Regions from separate parts of the Homo sapiens genome. Here region 2 is linked to region 1. Evidence: read pairs that join two places in POLR2A ChIA-PET (ENCODE). Cell type or tissue: A673. All regions are shown on one strand. Region 1 overlaps LAMC1 (laminin subunit gamma 1). Region 2 overlaps DHX9 (DExH-box helicase 9).

Evidence for each region. ChIA-PET counts read pairs that join two places held together with the same protein. Peaks named below come from ENCODE experiments on the same cell type or tissue, not always from the same donor. Only the 100,000 strongest peaks of a DNase experiment are listed, where the experiment ranks them.
Region 2: POLR2A ChIA-PET joins it to region 1 with 9 read pairs; 2 of 35 experiments call an interaction of 5 or more read pairs at or near these places.

The regions. Positions count from the first base shown.
Region 1 is chr1:183,038,405-183,042,404 of GRCh38, reverse strand. All of the region lies in intron 1 of LAMC1 (laminin subunit gamma 1), which reads right to left. Among named protein-coding and RNA genes, the nearest start is that of LAMC1, 17 kb to the right of the region's middle. In A673, no CTCF peak of the experiment used is centred here; DNase peaks (open chromatin) are centred at 1,714 and 2,154; H3K4me3 peaks cover 1,677 bases; H3K27ac peaks cover 3,235 bases.
Region 2 is chr1:182,886,548-182,890,547 of GRCh38, reverse strand. It overlaps DHX9 (DExH-box helicase 9), which reads right to left. Exons shown (of 28, transcript NM_001357.5): 28 at 2,566-3,465. The coding sequence ends at 3,114. Among named protein-coding and RNA genes, the nearest start is that of DHX9-AS1, 49 kb to the right of the region's middle. RefSeq lists a silencer at 306-355. In A673, no CTCF peak of the experiment used is centred here; no DNase peak of the experiment used is centred here; H3K27ac peaks cover 682 bases.

The DNA.
Region 1 (4,000 bases):
GCCAAGTGACTAAGCTCTCTCTGGTGGCAGATAATACACTTTCAGGTGTTATGGCACTTTGGGGAGGTAAGATTTTCAAGTGTTAAGATTTAGGCACACACTCCTCAATATCTTCCCAATTGGAAAGCACAGGGGCCTATCACCCAGCCTCAACCAGGCACATAAGAATGATACCCTAAAGGATCCCAGATTATTTCCAGGAAACACTCATGAGTCCCTGAATGTCAGCGTGGAGAACTACCCTGCTGTCCTGAACCACTGACCTCAGAATTACCACCTGAAGGAGAAACAAACTTCAATGATTTAAAACTGGGTTTTTATTTACTTTATTACTTTATACTGGGGCTCTTTGATACAGTGACTTACTCTTCATCTAACAATGCTGGTGAGGAAACTATACCATGTACTAGCCATCCTATTCTGCCTGATCAATTTTAAAAACCCTATCTACAAGGCAAATTCCATCATGGGAAAACCTAAACAAAATTGCTGTTTCTTGCACTCATCTGCATTCTGTGTCCATAGCCTCAAAGAAATAGAAATTCACTCATTCAGCAAACTTTTTTGAACCCCTACTACCATATAAAAGGTATTATGCCGTACACTAGGGGCATAAAAGTCAGTGGGGTGGTGGAGGGGAAGCCAATGAAATCCTCCCTAGGTCAGGTCCTTTGTACTGCATGCTTTTTTACCCAGAACTTAAGCTCTAGGTCTTCTCTGCCCTGTCTCCGGTACTATGCAGTACCTTTTGTGTAACAGGTGCTTAATAAATCTTTGTAAATGAATGAATTAAGAAATCTATGGATTCGTCTTGTCTTTGATGAACTCAGCTAATGGGGGAAAGAGAGAAAACAATACAATATAGCACCCCTCACATCCTAGGTATGCAATATGCTTACTGGATTTTAGAAGTGAGTGGACGTATAAACATCAAATGACATAAAGGCAAGTGCTCTGGAGGGAACAGAGGAATTAGAAATTAGCAAAATCTTCTTGGAGGAGTTGAAATTTGTCAGGAGTTTTAAAGATGATTAGGAAGTAGCCAAAGGAAAAAACAGAAAAGTAAAGAGTCAAGAAAAAAATGTAGTAGTACCCACACGGTGGGAGCATGTTTACTATGAACAGTTTACCATGACTGAAATTAAAGGCAGGGGAATAAGATGCACAGAACTTGTACTCCTTTGAATACTATCACTTCCATTAATTAAGCCTGACACAGTACTCTTTTCTGTAGCATTTGCATCACCCCACTTGCTTAATATAAATTGCTATGAAACCAGAGCTCCCCCTTCTTTGACTTCCAGATTTAATTTTCATTTTTAAATCTAAAATCAGGATTTATTTGACTATTTCTGGTAAGTCATTTATCACATAAACAAGGAATCCCAAGGTCATAAGGAATCTTCACGGTCACCAGATCAACATTCTGGGAAGCATTTATTTTGATCTTCTATAGTCATATCTCCTTTGCAATCACATGGAATTTCTATCCTTCTCTCACGGCACTTCATGTTTTGTCTCAGAGAAAATTTGTTGATACACACATTCTTACTCTCCCACTGGACTGCATGCTCTTTAAGTGCAACCTACATTCTTCTTTATCTCATATTCCTCCAGTGCTCAATCATCAAAAGCTCTGCATAAAATCATCTTTTAATCCAATTCTGTCAGCTCTAGCAGCCTCTGTCAAGTCCCACCTATGTGCTCACCCCGGGTTACAGCCTCAGGGTTACCTTCAGTCAAGATGAGCTGCTCCAGCCTTTCTCCTGAAACCCAGTCAAGCCACAGGCAGAGCCTCTCTCCTCTTTTTAACACTAATGATGCCACATTATATCCTTTTTTTTCCCTCCACTTCTATTTTACGAAGATTTAATACCCTGATTTTTAAAAAATGGAACAAGTTCCAAATAAACAAACCAACTTGTTTGTAAGCTATGGAATATCTGTATTTCAGAAATTGTCAGATTTCCCAGCAGATGTTTGAAGCCTAGAATCATCAATAGCCTTTCCTGTCCCATCTTTTGTTCCTCTGACAAAGTTACTGTGCTTCCTTGAGACTTCCTGTTTGAATAACCACACACTTGGGTGTTCAAACTCCCATGTGTCCATTATTCACCATAAAAGGGACCTGAGGAAGTAACCAGGCAGTTGAACACAAAATGATGTATGAACAAAAACAGCTGTGTGTTAGCGGGAGGCACAAAAAGACAGCAGGGATCCAGGCAATGCTGTGAATTTCAAACACAAGTTCTCTTCAGTCAGGCATGGTTAAAAGGCTGCTGACTCAGAGCATCAGTTGCCCATTTCATAATTGAAAACCACTAGAGATGTGAAGAAGTCCGAATCTAGTTACATTCAGAGTCTCACCTCCAACACCACCCTCACCAACAGTCTCCCTCGAGGGAACAAAGCAGCCTCTCCTCTCACAGAAATGTCAATACCCACTCAAAGGTTTTTACCAAAAATTTAATACCTATTCTATTTCCCAATCCAAAAAGCAGATACCTACCTTTCCCCAGGGGTTCTAAAAGTAAAAACAGAGGAAAGCACAGATAGAGACAGACACAGCAGAACACATGAAAGACAGCACAGAAAACAAATCTGTACTACAAACATCTGGGAAGTATGTTAATTCCAGAATCAGTGTCCATCTTGAAATGGTCTGGATTCACCATTGACGTCTGTGCCAGGACATAAAAGCTCTAAAGTGGACATATGTTTAAAACCCAAACCTGATTAGAATGCCTACAAAACTGAATGATCCTGAAGTCTACCCAGGAGTTGATGCTATTTCAGGGCGTATGGCAAAAATGCTGAAAACAATAATAAACAACCCAGCAAGAGCCTCTAAAGCAATCCTGATAATAAACAAATTTTATTACAGCTGCATTACAGATGTTCCCACAAATGCTCATAATTTGTAGAATTCTAAGAATTTATAGTCTCCAATAGACTTTCTATCCCATGAACTTATCTAAAATACCACAAATTCAAAACTATGTATGGACTGCTCCGAAAGTTAATCCAAGACACTGAAGGCCACTGATCACGACCCTTTACCCAAGAAGGGGCAATCACATGACCAAAGCAATTCAAGTACACAATTGCTCTTTTGGTTTCTAACCCTCCCCCGACCCCACCACAATCTTTATCCTTAGTCCCTTGTTTATTCCCACCTCCAAAAGAACACAATTTCAATGAAAATTCCGGCATGCTCAGCTCTATCAGATCATGATCCAGAATTTTTTTAGAAAAAATTCTTTAAACTTAGTGGCATCAAAACAGATGATGTCACCAGCACCATCATAATAGGGGTATGATGGATGGGAACCACTGAAGAATGGTAGCACAGATGCACGAGTCTACAGGTAAAACTGCTCACCCAAGGCAACTACGCCTACCTTAAATTATTTGGTAAGAGATTAAATAAATTAAACCAGGACCTATCCCTAAAACTTTTTTTCTTTTTTTTTTATAGCTTAAATTTTCAACTCCAAAATTTTATGATTTTATTATTCTAGTTAGCCAAATATTTTTCAGAGTCCACGGATGTCTCTGTGGACATTCCAGAAAACTAAGAGTCTATTAAACTCCAAATCTTGATCTAACCATTTTACACTGTCAAATTATTTATTCCTTACAGTTTTTGATAATAAAATGGTCGAGGATTTTGAGAACATGTGGGCAGCAGATTCCTGCCTCTAATTGGGATTCGTGATGCCAGGGCAGGAAAATATCACTTCCCAGTCCCTGCCAGTGAAAACTCAAAAAAAGCTGTTCAGCTCATTTCATCATGCTGTCACTACCCTCTTTCTAAAAACTGCAAAACTCTTTTCTTGGAAATCATTATCCCTTCATTCTCTCTGAAGAAAGTTGATGGAAAAGTCCTGAGAAAACATTTATGCATTTATAGTTTACCAACTGACCAAAAACAAAACAAAACAAAAAACAGCAGAGAGAAGGGAGGACACTGAGGACATTTTAAGCCCAACACTCAGCC
Region 2 (4,000 bases), 150 kb after region 1:
TTTCTTTACTATCCTCCTGTCCCAATTCTGTTTCCAGATTCAGAAAGAGGGAAATTGGTATTCAAATACATGCTTGGCTAAAGTTAATGTCTTCTTTCTTGTTGTCTGGGCTGACCCCTAAGTTGGCACAACTATTCATATTCTGATCTGTTCCTATGGCATCGGTGACATTCAGAGGGTCTGGAGTGTAGCTTCACAGCACAAAAGATCCCACCAAATTGTAGCTGCTTACTTGAGGACACTGTACCTACACATTCTGTTAACGCAGGGAGGTCTGCAGCATGGCTTCCTGCAATTGGCACATCAGCTTTTTCTTCCAGTTAACTTTCAAACTGTCAACCACAGACCAAACACGTGCACATCAGGCCACTCTTTCCTGTCTGAACTTCTAGAAGGGCTGACTCAATTGTCACTGCCAACTCTTATTACCCCCAAACCCCGGCAGATATGTGCTGTGAGAGAAGGGGTGGTAAGCAGAAAACTTTCTACATTATTTTTTCCTCGAATTCTCTCCCATTTCCTGAATGGGAACGGTGTGTATTCAAGCTCTCATTTTGGAAGAACTTTCAGTCATTGCACACTTGCTGTGACATTCTTTAACTATTGTCTTTGTTCTAAGCAAAATGTAGAGATGGCTAAGAAAGGAAATGAAGGCGGGCTGTGGTGGCTCATGCCTGTAATCCCAGCACTTTGGGAGGCCGAGGCAGGTGAATTGCCTGAGGTCAAGAGTTCAAGATCAGCCTGGGCAGGTGAAAACCCATTTCTACAAAAAATACAAAAATTAGCTGGGTGTGGTGGTGGCAGGGGCCTGTGGTCCCAGCTATCCACTGCTTAGGAGACTGAGGTGGGAAGATTGTTTGAGCCTGGGAGGTAGAGGTTGCAAGTGAGCTGAGATTGTGCCACTACACTCCAGCCTGGGTGACCCTGCCTCAAAAAAGAAATTAAACAGTGGTTGATGTCTCAAGGTATTAATGTCACAAAATACTCTACGTAGCCTTCTGCTCTTTTAAGTCTCATCTAAGAAAAGGAATGATTTCTGGACCTTATGATGGATTCTTTGGTAACTGGATTCCCACTTACAGCTATGACAAATACAAATGGCACTGAACTTTTCCTCCCATGTAAGCAACTAGTGAAACAGCTGCTTTCAGACATTAGGTAACAGGCAATGCAGAACTGTGATCCCCAATAAGGAAAACAAATGAGACAAGTCCATGGCTATGTGGAAGCACTTTCTGGGTCATGGCAGAGGGAGAAAGTACCAAGCAGAGCACTGCGGTTAAGAGACAAACGAGTTTAGGGAGGACAGCTGGAATATGTGGGGCACAAGACCGGGGGAAGCTACACATGGAGCTCCTCAGGTCTTTAGCTGAACATGGTAACGTTAGAACTGTGCCTTAGTGCTTCTTTCAACCTTCAGAGAATGCACTTTGACAACTTTTGGCCATTTATCAATTTACATTTCTAATTGAATTTGTTGGAGGGATGAGTACCATTCAAATGAACCATTACTGATTTTATACCTTTTATGGGAGTTTTCACAACTTGCAAAGGGAGAGAAAGCTCATGATCAATCGATGGTGCTAGTTCAGTTTGGCTAGCTACAGCTGTACAGCAGAAATGAAGGTAGAGCCGGAGTGAGTGGCTAAGAAGGGAGTTTAGCCTCTACCCTGACGGCAGTTAAGAACCATTAGTTTAAGTCAGGAGAGGGGGTATGAAACTGGATTTGTTTGGGAATGTTTACTGTAGCTGTAGTGGAGATCATCTTGAGGCAGGCCTGTAGGCAGGATCAGTTAAGTTGCTGTGGCACTGTATGTCCAAACTAAGACTGAATAGAACAGAGGCAACTCAACTATAAAAGTATATTGAAAGATATTTTGAGCTGACTAGAGATGGTGGCTTAAGCAATTAAGCAGCTGAAACTCCAAAGAGCAGAGCAGAGAACATAGTACTGTCAGGACACAGGGTAGGTGGGGAGGGGAAGGTCAGTTTGGAAGGCACTGAGATTTTTTTCTGTGGGATATTTAAGCAGAGACGCATGTTCAGTGTGCAGTTGTTTACATGGCTCAGAAAGGAAATTTCGGTTGGAGACAGACTTGTGAGTCTGCAGATAGGTGCCATCAGCTTAACAATAATTGCTGAAGGTGATCTAAAACATGTATGCAGGATAAAGGACTTTGAAAAGGAAACCAAAACAAAAATATGCCCAAGATCATCCACATGGTTGAGAACAGAATTAAGACAAACCCAGTTCTGTGTAATCCAGTACCTTTGCCCTCTCCACTGTATCTTGCTCAAATGAGAAATGTGAAAAAATTCACTGGAAACTGTAATGTGCTATAAATGTATGAATATCTCTATTAAAACAAAGTAGCTTAACAAAAACCTTTTGCAACACAGTAAGGTAGGTAAATGTGTCACATCAGTGAAGCTTCATTTACCTTTTATTCAAGAGTTCTATGGATTGATTTTATTGCTTTTAATTGTCATCGTGGAAACTAACTTAGAAAAGAAAATGCTGGCCTTGGTCTTATTCAAAGACAGAATATGGGAGGAAGCCAAATGTTCAACCCTAGGTCAAAAGTTTTATTCAGGTTTATGTGGCTTGTGCACTTGCCAGTATTTACTTCAAAAGGTAACAATTCAATTCCAAGATGATTTATTCTATTACAAGTAGTATCACTTAGTATACTTTTGAAACAGGGTACAACTTCTCTGACATTTAAAATCAACAGATGTAGCTGGCATTGTAAAATTTTCTAACATACGAGGTCAACAAACAAACTACACGGCAAGTATTCGGTGTAATACTTTATTTTCTATTGTATTAAACGAAAGCCAGGAAAATACCAAGTTATTTAAAGGCAAATCTTTACTCCTTAAAGAAAAAATACAAACTGTGGTATTTTTAAGAGATCGTTATATTTTACATAATATAAACAAAATCACTAATGCATCTATATGCTTGGTTTCCTTAAACTACAATGAACCACAGAATGGGTGAAAATGCATTTACTTTTTGGTGGCAAATAAACATACTGGAAAAAACACGTAACACATAGCATGCCTTTTTTTCCTTACTGTCTACACACAGGAACTGACATAACCAAGTTTTAATAGCCGCCACCTCCTCTTCCCTGTCCAAAGTAGCCAGTTCCATAGGCCCCCCTACCACCTCCTCGCTGGAATCCCCCAGATCCTCTGTAGCCTCCACTAGGCCCTCTGTAGTCTCCTCCAGAGTTGCCTCTAAAGCCACCTCGGGAAACTCCTCTATAGCCTCCACCAACACCTGCACCATATCCTGCCCGAAAGGAGTTGGCGCTGCCACCATAGCCTCCGCTACCATAGCCTCCACTGCTATAGCCACCGCCATAGCCTCCACCACTGTAACTAGAACCTCCCCTTCTATATCCGCTTCCATTGTCGTATCGGGCCATCTTGGGAGGACGTGGACCATCTCCATACCTAGGAAAAGCACAAAACCATCACTTTAGCAAAGCATTCTTATTATTTCCCAACGACTTACCAAATGTACACATTTAGTTATATTTGAAAATTTAATAAAGGGAATGAAGCCAAATGCACAAATAGAAATTGAAATAAAATTGATCTGCTATTCTAAAACAGTCATCAATTGTATCCATCTGTTTTTCTGAAGTTCTGGTTCAATCTCAAAGGTTTTGAATTTTGGCAGTATGTCATTAGAACTTTAAGACAGTCCTCTTACTCAGTTCAATAACATAAGTGTTCCAAGAAGGCAAGCATTAGGAGAGGGTTCCTGGAGCTGCCAATAAACTATTTGGTCTTTATCACCAGATGTTTTCCTGCAATAATTCTGAAATATGATTTTGAAAAATGTCCTTGGTAATAATGCCTAAATCTGTTTCATGTGGCAAATAAGGAAAATAAAGCGAATAAAAAATTGCAGAAATCAAGATGGACTGTCAACAACTTCAATTAAACATATCCCCAATCTGCTTATTATTCCTGTGCAGCTTTT